Regions from separate parts of the Homo sapiens genome. Here region 1 is linked to region 2. Evidence: chromatin contacts called from ENCODE Hi-C or POLR2A ChIA-PET data. All regions are on one chromosome and are shown on one strand. The core of a region is the stretch at or near the end of the contact, and the rest is flanking DNA. Distances in the headings are between cores, read along the strand shown.

What was found. A loop is a pair of places that touch in the nucleus more often than their neighbours do. ChIA-PET counts read pairs that join two places held with the same protein, here RNA polymerase II (POLR2A). Pooled maps may share reads with other maps.
Region 1: a map of PC-9 shows a loop between it and region 2 (3-fold over the local background). The contact joins two enhancer-like sites. A Hi-C loop is called at or near these places in 3 of 168 maps with a recorded cell type or tissue (PC-9, ovary and sigmoid colon) and 1 of 50 pooled maps. POLR2A ChIA-PET finds 5 or more read pairs at or near these places in 2 of 52 experiments (B cell and activated CD4-positive, alpha-beta T cell).

What each region holds. Positions count from the first base shown.
Region 1 is chr3:187,910,284-187,915,503 of GRCh38, reverse strand. No RefSeq gene overlaps it. Among named protein-coding and RNA genes, the nearest start is that of LINC01991, 64 kb to the left of the region's middle. Within about 2 kb of position 1,688, at least 10 of the 41 ENCODE cell types and tissues checked have a DNase peak (open chromatin) inside an H3K27ac peak, as active enhancers do; they include PC-9, where a contact is called at or near this core.
Region 2 is chr3:188,035,362-188,041,011 of GRCh38, reverse strand. All of the region lies in intron 2 of LOC107986166 (a long non-coding RNA gene), which reads left to right. Among named protein-coding and RNA genes, the nearest start is that of LINC01991, 62 kb to the right of the region's middle. RefSeq lists an enhancer at 4,257-4,551. Within about 2 kb of position 3,716, at least 8 of the 41 ENCODE cell types and tissues checked have a DNase peak (open chromatin) inside an H3K27ac peak, as active enhancers do; they include PC-9, where a contact is called at or near this core.

The sequences.
Region 1 (5,220 bases), core at 439-2,938, 120 kb after region 2:
AAATGCCTTGTGTTGACTATAAGCACAGAGTTGATCACAGACACTCTTAGGAGAGTATCAGAGAGGTCACGTGTCCAACCCTCCATGAGGCTCAAGTCCCTGCCAAGCCAATTCCACCACTTGGCATCCAGGTAAGAAAGGGAAGCAGGCAGGGAACAAGTCTCAACACTTTCTACCCCACCCTGCTCTCAAGAGCCTCCAGAGACCCCCATTGCTTTCCAGGTGCATTCTAAACCCTGGAGATTGGCACTCAGAGGAAGGAACAGGGTTTCCTGTTTGGCAATAACTGGCACTAGATAATATTTTATTTTAATAATGATGAGGCTGGTCTCTAAGACCCGGCTGACCCCTCCTGTCCTTCATCTTTCAACATTGTGAAATACCTCCCTTCCTTCTCTTACCCATCCTCTGCTGTGCCCAAGTCTCTGCTTACCTTCCCCCACTGCTCTGTACTTTGACTTCTCCTTACCCTCGTTCAAGCATTTTTTTCTGACTGTCATAGTCAATCTCCATTTCTCTCTGTTGAAGACACTTCCTCCTTTATAAAGTATTCCTTCCCTCTTCCTTCAACCTTCCAACCTTCATCCACATGGACTGTCCTCTCTGTGCCCCAAATAACTTACCTTAGGCACATTAGCAATCTCTCTTACTAGAGTATAAACTCCTTGAAGACAGGAACCACTTTATCTCTCTCCATATTCTCCTAACAGAGGACTAGGCCTGTAGTGGTGTAAGACAGGCCTTCTTGCATGAATGGAATCTCAGGTCAGTCTCACCTTTATTCTCATAAGAGGGAATGGTGTGTCCTCACTCTTTTCTCCTCCACTGAAAGCTGAATTAGGAATTATTTCTCTCCTGACCTCTGACCTAAATCTATACAGGTCTGTCCTGAAGCCACATCCACAAGATGATGGGGTGAACAAAAATAACCACGGGAGCTGAGTGACATAGCGGAATATTCACGCCTGTCCCGGCCTTCACATGGGCCTGGAAATTTACAGGAATGTATAGCTGTGCTGTTGCTGAGCTGGCTCAAAACCTGTTTTGCTCGAGCCTTCTTCCCTCACCAGATATGTTGGGTATGGTGAGTGTTGCCAATTGGGACAGGAGAACACCCAGCCCAGGCCCAGGTTTTATTTATCCCAGTGCAGCAGGCTTGCAAGTTAAGGATCCACAGACTTTTCAGTCCTTAATATGAACCTGGGAGCGTTTTGAGATATCTCAAGCAGCCAAGCCAAGAAAGCTTTCTGATTCCAACGGCAATAACCAGTTGTGATTTATTGACTATCAGACCCTGGAGCTGGAAGTAACCTTAAAAATCACCTTATGTGATTCTTTTCACAGATAAGGAAACAGATCATATTTGCCTTGCTTTTAAAATGAGGATAGATTGTATTTATTTGCTTAGTAATTCATTCATCCACCTATCCATCCTTTTATCCAATGATCTATTACCAACTCATTCATTAAATATTCACTAAAGCTAGGTGCCCAGCTTGCACTTAGTTCTAGACATAAAAACATAAATAAGATATGGCTTCTGCTCTCTAAGAGTTTATTATACCTACATGCATACACAAACACATAATTATGATTCAATGTGGTATATCCTGATACAAGTGTAAACAAAGCATGTTATGAGCACAGAGAAAGCGGTGACTAATCTGCTGTGCCTGGAAGAGTGAGGGGAGAGGTAACATTCAAACAAAACCTTAAAGGGAGAGAAAGAGTTCTATAAACAAGGAAGGAGGAAAGGGTCAGATTCTGAACAGCATCTCAAAGGCTCAGCCTGAGGGGAGTGTGCAGCTGGCTGGGACTCCTGAAGAGGGCTGTGGTGCAGAGTGCAAGACCTGCACTGTGGCGGGGGTGAAGGTGGTATAGAAGCCTAGCATGAAAATTTCCATAGCTGTGCTGAATGTCTGAGCTTTAGCTTGGGGCTGACAAGGAATCTTAAAAAGTTTTCAGATGGAGCAGTGTCACGTCAAATTTACATTTTGTTAAGACCTCCTTGGCCATAGTAAGAAGAGACAGAGACTGTTGCAATTATCCTAGAAATAAAGTCAGCCAGAGTAAGCTTTCAAACATATGTCAGACCATGTTACCCACTTGCTTATAAGCCTCCATGCCCCATACTGTCTGTCCCCATCACAAATCCCTGTTTTGTTTGTTAAGGTAGTACACATTGCCTTATTAAATCATTTTATTTATTTGTTAGCAAGCTAATTGTCTGTCTCAATCCTAAAGTGAAAGCACCATTAGAGCAAGGGCTATGTGTGTCTTAGTCAACATTGCGTCTCCAGTCCTAGCGCAGCAACTGGGGCATCACTGGCCCCACAGAGAGTTTGGAGAATAATTGCCAAGAACTTGACCTCAGGAGGTGGTAATGGGGAAAGAGAGAAGGTGAGGGAAGATGACCCTCAAAGGCAGAAAACCAGATCCTCTCTTTTCAGACCCACAGCCCACTCAGTGAGTGGACAGTAGCTGTTTTCAATAGACGGAGAATGGGGTGTGTTCTTCACTGACTGAATTTGCTGCTCACATCTGAGAATTTTTATGACAGGCAATCCTGTTTTCTCTCTTGCCCTCTTCACCCTGTGTGTTTCCCACATTATCCGGCTGTTCAATGTAATCTTCCAAGGATCCTCTACTCTGTGCTTCTGTGTTCTAGCCTCAACCCTGCTGCTAACTAGCTGTGGGACAGACAAGCTACTTTCCTCAGGGCTTTGGTTTCCTTAACCGTACAAAGAGAGCGCTCGCCAAGGACCCATACAATGCTTTCTAACTTACATGCTGTGATTCTCAAATTTCCCCAGCGACGGCAAGAGTTCTTCTGTGTTTTCATTTTATAAAGTGTACAATGATTATGCACAAAATCTCACAAAACAATAATTTTTTTATATACCCCTATTGTCCCTCTCAATTTCTAGCCATAAGTGTTTTTACAGTGATAATCAGAGCATGTGTACAATTTTGCATTCCACTCTCATGCTTGCCCATTATTTGTTATATGTCTTTCATTTTGCCACAGAGTCTTCTCATTTATCATTTTAATGGCTACATAATTTTTCATGGAGTTAATATATCATAAATTATTTAACCATTCCTAAATTGTTGGAAATTTGGATTATTTCCAGGTTTTGCTATTTTAAAGCACCTTGACCATATAGGGTTTTTTTTTTCTTTTTTTTTTTTTTTTTTTAAGAGGCGTTTTACTTAGAGTAAATCCCTGGGACTGAGATTATTAGCTGAGTTTTATGACCTTGAAAGGTATTGCCAAACAGCTCTCCAAAGGGATTGTTTCCATTTGCGTTCAGTTTGTGTTCCACACACGAGCATGCCAGTGTCACAGAAAGCTTGCCAACATGTTTTTTTAAAATCAATTTCCTTTATTTTTTTCAAGTTCAACTTGTATGAAGTGGGGCTTTCTGATTGTTGCTGTATCAGGGTTATCATCAGTGAGGCTAAAATTATGATACAGAGCTTGGTAAATAGAAGCACTTAATAATCAGTATTGTTATTATAAAAAGAGGAATCCTAGGAGGATGAAGCATGCTTGTTCTATCCTCAAACCTCTTTCTTTTCTACTCCTGCCTCCATTTCAATTTACTGCAAATAGTTTCTCCTTACCTTCAATGTTGCCTCCAATTAAAGTGCTACCAGTTCTTCTCTATTCTAAGGTAGCAGAGGCTCCTTAAAGTTAGAAGTCTTGGGCCACGCTGTTTCCCCACTGATTGTCCCCTCCTTTCCATATCTCTGTCAAGAGAGGATCCTCAGTAAATATGGGTTGTTCCCAAAGCAGATTCTTATGTTCCTCTGAAGTCCTCCTTTCCAGAGTTGCCTTCTCCTACTTCTCATCTTCCCAAAGACACCCTTTTGTTATTTGAAGATGATGATCATTTCCCCAGTGAACATTTTCTTCTCCAAGTTGAATATCTCTTCTTTTTAAGGCATCCCTTATCCTACTCAAATGTTCATCTTCTCACAGTCCTGGTTGCTGCTCACTGAGTGAGTTCCAGTCTGTAAATTTCTTCCTATAAGTGTTTGGCCCATTCATCTATTAAAATTTAGTAGACATCATCCAAGCAACAAGCAGGAAATGAAGATGAGTAAGACCTTGATCTTGGCCTCCATATGCTCAGAGTCCAGTGGGTCAGAGGGAAGCACAACCCCCCAAGACTTTGGCTCTAGAGACCTCCTAGATAGCAGGCTGATGAGTAAGTCAGGGAACGACACCCACAGGTAAGTCTGATGGTCTCCTTTGATGAACCAAGCCTATCTATGGCTCATTGGTAAAATGATGACTGTCCTACCAAGTGGAAGCTATCATATACCATTTGGCAGAAATGTCATAGCATCCCAGAGCCTGAATTTCTGAGGCTTAAACCAGGAGAAGAGTTCTAAGCAGGATAGGAGATGGCTACTCATCAAGCAGAGCTAATCCAGGGCCATGTTTAAAGATGGAAAGTGAAATACCTAGGCCTCTGCCAAGGTGAGGCTCCTCGCTATTTAAAGAGCTTGCAAAAGTCTAAGGAAAGCCAGTTTCTTAAGTAGGAAGAAAAGGAGTCTGCTATTAACCGGAGAGAAAAAGAATAGAGAAAACTTTGGTTTTGCCCTGCCATTGTTGGGTGACATGGGTTATGTCACTTAGCTACTCTAGAACTTAGTTTATTCATATGTGGGAATGGGCAGGGTTGGACTATTTAGTCTGTAATGTACCATCCAGCTCTCATAATCTATGATCTACCGAACACCAAATTCTGATTAGTCCCTCTTGACTTCTTGAATCCTCCCTCACCCACCCTAGAAAAGCACAAAGAAGAAAGTGACCTCACTGATTACTGCACAGATGTTGGAGAGCCCGCTAGGACTCCATGATCCCTGTAGCGACTATGGTGATCATGCCCAGTTGTGGCTAAAATATGTTGCTGGCAGGATTTGTACTCAGTGTACTGAGCCTGGTGCTGTGGCTGCTGCCTCTTACTTCCTCTCATTAAGGCAAACCACCATCTAATTTTTTGTTTTCCCCACATGTTTTGAGTTTGCTGCTTCCCAGCTCTTGCTATTAGAACAGGCATAATTAATAACTCCTGGCACCTGGAGCAGCCAGATTGGACAATCTGCCTTTTGCTTTCTCGAACTGTCTTATGACCAATCTGAACGTCTGAATTTATATCCTGGACTTAATAAATGGATTGTTTTGTAATCTCCAGAAAGAATCAG
Region 2 (5,650 bases), core at 2,467-4,966:
CCACCTCCCACTTCTGAGCAGCCAGCATGGACGACCTGCTAGATGCTGGGTGGACCAGGGTGGATGGGTGCGTTGGGGGTGTGGAGGGGAGGGCAGGTGTGTATTTCTCCCCTCTTGTGTCTAATTGGTAAGCAGTATTTTCTTGAACTTCAGTTCTGCAAACATTACTTTTGAGATCTTTGCTATATCTGCATAACACCTGTACTATAATTGACTTAATATTCTCTTTACACTGATTCACTTTTTAATTTAGTTTCACCTGAAGGGTAATATCTGGGAAATCATAGTTTTGATATGATAATTATACTTTTCCCAATATGTTCTAAAATGGATATGTAATTATTTTAATATAAATATTTGCAGATATACCACCTCAAACAAACAAGATACCACTGGTGGGTACATTGCACATTTTAAGAAATACTGTGATTGAGCCTGTATAAATCCCTCATAATCTGGTCCTTGGCTTTCTTTCTGACCTTACATCCTGCCTCTTCCCTCTTGCCCATGATCCTCCAAATACATGGACTTATTTGTTCTTCAAGCCTGCAAGCTCGTTCCTACTCCAGGGCCTTTGCACCAGCTGGTACCTCCATGGGAAATACTTTCTGTACATCTTCCCATGTCTGGTTCTTTCTAGACATTCAAGACTTAGCTCAGATGTCCCCTGCTCAACGAACCACCCAGTCTTTACCAGCTGCCTCACACCTCACTTCATTCCACCCTGCACAATCACTCTTTGTTTCAGTCCCTTTAAGCACTTTTCAAGATCTGGCATGGTGTGCTTATTTGTTGATTTATTTATTGTCTCTGTAACCCTAGTAAAATATAAATTCCTTAAAAGCAGGGATCTTACCTATCTTGTTTACCTCCACTTTCCCGGCACTTAGCACAGGGCCTGGCACATAATACTTACTCCATAAATATTTGCTAAGTGAATAAAAATGAGAAAAATGAACATAGACACCTAGTTCACTAATCAAATGAGAATTAAAATAAAGTTTTTTCTTTCAAATATTTTTTATTGAAATGACAATCAAATAAAAAAAGAACAGTGATCAATTTAAGCAAATTTTTACTTTCTAAATATAAAAATATAACCAAAACTTATTTCTTTTATACATTTTCCATAAATGTAATACCAGAAAAGTTCTCAAAGCCAAACTATAAATGATGCTTGTGTACTATGATGTGAAATAAATTTTTTTTAGCAGCTTGGTTATCCTTGATATGCATTTGGTAAACGTTTGTAGAAAGCACCTTGGAGATGAGGTCATACGAGGCCTCCCATTTCACCCATGAACTGCAGGCATTTGGGCCTGCAGTATGCAGGCCATCTGACTTACTTGCCAGCCAGAAAGAGAAAAGCTGGACAAGATAGATTGGTAAGCCAGACTTGCCTCTGGAAGACAGACCCTGGGTTCACTTGTGCAAAGGTTGCAGGAGGCTGGGAGAGGAGGGGCCAAGGATCCAGTCATCCATGCGTGGGGCCACAAGCAGCCTCAGTGGCCCAGGGAGCAAACATGTGTCCCGAGGCTGTCAGCCTCCACTGATTAGATTGGCTCCTGCTCCTCCTTCGTGAGAGGTGGGATAAACCAAAGGATGCTGAAAAAACCCAGAAGTGTCCAATCCATATGTTGGCATGGGAAATAGAAAGGGGATTAAAAGTCACTTTACTTATGGAACTATGAAGAAGGTGAACATGCTTTTCCTTGCAGAATGATCAGTCCACAAAAGACATGTAAGATGAGGGCAACAGCCAATAGAACCCACTCCCTCTTTCTGCAGAAACACAGTTGTCATGAATGCTGTGATGCGGCCCCCCTGAATGCCCTTTGGAACTGAGGGACTCATTTCTGCTACTCAGTACTGCTGGGATCACAGCTGAATCTCTTCCTAGGAATTGCCGTAGCCTGAAGGGAGCTGCCTTACCCAAGGTGAAACCTCCATCCTAGGCACAGATCCCATCCAATGACTAGTTGATGTAGGGATGCAGAGACCTGACCCCGTGGCTTCAATCCCAGACAATTCTGAAAAGCCACACCAGCTCCTGACCAACCACAGTGCATTCAACCTCTCCTGCCACCCAATCCTGCTTCCCTCACTCCTTTGCATTCCCAATAAACTCCCTGCTCACGAAGCTTCATCTCAGAGTCTGTTTCCCAGGGAACCCTAGGGCAACTTGTGTTGTCCCTAGTTGACTGTGTCCTCCACAATCAGTTGCCATATTGTTTAAGTGAGAACCAAGTTCTCACCAGTTTTTTACTAAGTTTGTTTCTTGTACGTGAAGATGAGACAAACCATATCCAAATAAGTGTTGGTGCACCTGAAAGAATGGTGGGTTATTCCCTTAAAATTACTTGAGATAATAAAAGTTAAAACTACAGGAAGATAACAAAAATAGCCAAGTGAAGTAATATATGTAAAACAGTTGACATTTCCCAATCTGTTTCACACAAAGCTTTGGACCCCATTTATGTGCCAGTCCATTTCTGCGTCCCCACTGCCTCCACGCCTGCGGCTCACTTAGGGGAATGTCTCGGAGGCTGATACCTTTCTGGCATCTCCTACTACTGCCAGCTTCCTCAGTCATCCCCACCCCACTCAGGAAAGGGCTGGGCTGTGGCATGGCCTCTGCCACACCTGCTGGATGGGAGCCGTGCTATCACAGCTCCAGTGCTAGAACCAACCAGATGGGACCATGTTGCTTTCCTCCTTCCACCAGATGATGACTCACATCTTGCTTCCCCAGGGCTGCTCAGAGGAGTAGGGTGATACCACGGAGATCCAGGAGAGTTAACTCTCCATGAGATGAAGTTTGCCCCATGTGAGAAGGGAGGCAGAAGGGAGGTGACTATCACACCCTCACCTTTCTTCCAGCTCCTCCCTGCTCCAGCAATATTCTGTATTGCAGTGGTTCCCTCAAGGACAATATCTCACAAGAATGAGTCATTGGCCACATTCCCTGGTGGTGCTGTGGCCAGTGTGGTCCTCACCTTCTTGCATTTTTCCCCCCTCCTTTCTGCCTCCCTCCCTTCACCCTTATTCTTGCTGCCTGGAATTATGCTGTCTCAGAAAGCAGCAGCATGTCAGCTTTGCTTCAAATTTTCCCCAGATAATCCAGGTGAAGGCATGGGCATTAACTTATTTGATTGGTTTTCACAAAAAGTCATCCTCTGGGGGGTTAGAATTATTGCTGGTATTTTTCAGTTGAGTAGACTAGGGGTAAAATAAACTGCCTGAGGCCAAAGCTGCACAGGAGGTGGTAGATCAGGGCTCAGTCTGCGTTCTGGCTCCAAATTTGCTGTTTTCCTTACACTTGAATTTAAGTTTCCATCAAGAGTTATACAACCAAGGAACTATATCTGCTCCTGTAAAGGCAGTATTTAGGGGTGGGGTGGGGTGGGTGTGAGGGTGTGCAGGAATCACTAGAAAGGACATAGAAAAATCTCCCGCAGGAGGTGGATGAATTGAGATGATAGTCCCATGGGCTCCACTTCCTGTCTTTCTATCCCAAACTTTCACTTTCCGCAGGTTCAACATCAAATGTGCATTTTTAGGCTCATGAGAGTAAAGAAAATACTGTTGCCATGCGTATGAGTTTCCTAGGGTGGTTTAAAAGGAAGAGACTATTCTCTCAAAGTTCTGGAGGCTACAGGTCCTAAATCAAGGTGTCGGCAGGACCATGCTCCCTCTGGAGGCTCCAGAGGAAAATTTATTCTCTGCCTCTTCCTGCTTGTGGGGGTTGTCAGCAATCTGACTTGCCAACAGTCTTCCCTTCGCTTTCCTCCTATGTGTGCTCTCATTATCTTGCTTTGCCTTTATCTGATAAGAACACTTGGAATGGCATTGAGGATCCTCACATTTAACCCACAGAAAGCACATCTCAAAATAATTAATTTAATTACATCAGCAGTGACCCTTTCATTCCAAAAAGGTAATATTGACAAATTCCAGGGATTAGAACTTGATATATTTGGGTGGCCATTATTCAACTTGCTATGCTTGATAATAGGCTAATTTGCCTGGAGACATCAGTGTGTCCTTAAACAGGCTTAGAAACAGTTCTGAGTGTTCCTCAACATTACATTAGTTGTCTTACCGGCTGGTGCAGGGGAGGAGTCCTCTGGGCTGTAGAGGTGGCTGAAGCCAAGCTTTCTGCTTTTCCAGTAGTGAGCTAACAGGGGCACTGAGCAGAATTTACCCTGCCCAACCCTCTGAGCCCTAGGTAGGGAGGTCTGTGATGTTGTCTTGATGGTGCATGATTCCCCTACTGCTGGGACCACAGAGGATCCCTGGGCTGTATTGCCTTTGTTTGAATTTTCAGTTGCTGTCAATCACCCTGAGCCAATATTTATATTTCACAGAACTATCTCATGGCAACTTTTAGAGGAAAGAATCTTTCTAATCACAAATATTTGCAGTACGTGACCTTGTTGCACTTTGGCCAGTGATGTTGAAAAATGGGTCATGTGCAGCCCGGAGGTCCCCTACAGATATGTCTGTTTGAACAGTTTCCTGGCAGTACTGTCTTCTTAGGGCTCTTGTGGAGATTACTGAGGTGCTGAATAAAAAAGAGAACAAACTGTGCCTGAGGGCCAGATGCCATGCAAAGAGAGTCTTAGCAAATGCCAACTTCCTTCTTTTATTTATTCTTAGGCTGCTTCCTCTTCATTTTCTTCAGGGGCTACATTTGATTATATTAATTAGCGTATTTTTTCCTCAAGTTCTCTACCCAACTCCCAACCCTTTAGTTCCAGCAGTTAATATTACTTTTAATTTCTAGAAAATTGAGGCACTGGAGTAAATTCCCTTAATTGGGGCCTCCCTCACCTTTACTCTGTCACCTGCAAAGGTACCTTCGTGCTCATCCGTTCTCCCTTCTTTCAGTCTTAGAACTATTTAAAGCCACGTCTTATACTGGCATGGAGGGTTAGCCATTCTTATGTCCTCTAGGTCTTCATTCCATCAGTTAGTTCCTTGCTCTCTCTTTTCCAGAGTGGCTCCATTAAAATGTAATTAATGTACCATAAAAGTCACCCCTTTAAAGTGTAAAATAATATTTGTAGTACATTAATGAACTTTTGATTTAATAATCACTACCCAATTCTAGAATATTTTCAGCATCGGAGAAAGAAACTCAGCACCCACTGGCAAATCTCTCTCCATTTCCACTCCCTTCCCACCCCCAGCCCCCAGCTTTGGGTAAACACTTAGCTACTTTCTGTCTCTATAGTTTTTCCTATTCTGAACATTTCATATCAGCGAACTCATACAATAAGCCATCTTTCCTAAGTGGCTTCTTTCACTTAACAAAATAGTTTCAAGGTTTATCCATGTTGTATCACACATCAGTATATCATTACTTTTGATGTATAAATAATATTTCACCACATTTTGTTTATTTATCAGTTCATTAATATTTGAATTCTTTCCATGTTTTGGCTATTATGAATAATGATTCATATACAAGTTTTTGTGTGGGCATGTTTTCTCTTCTCTTTGGCATATATCTAGGAATGGAACTGCCAGGTCATATGTTAACCATATATTTAACATTTTTAGGAGTGATCAAACTTTTCCAAAATGTCTACACCATTTTACATTCCCACCAACAATGCATAGGGGCTCTAATTTTTCATCATCCTTA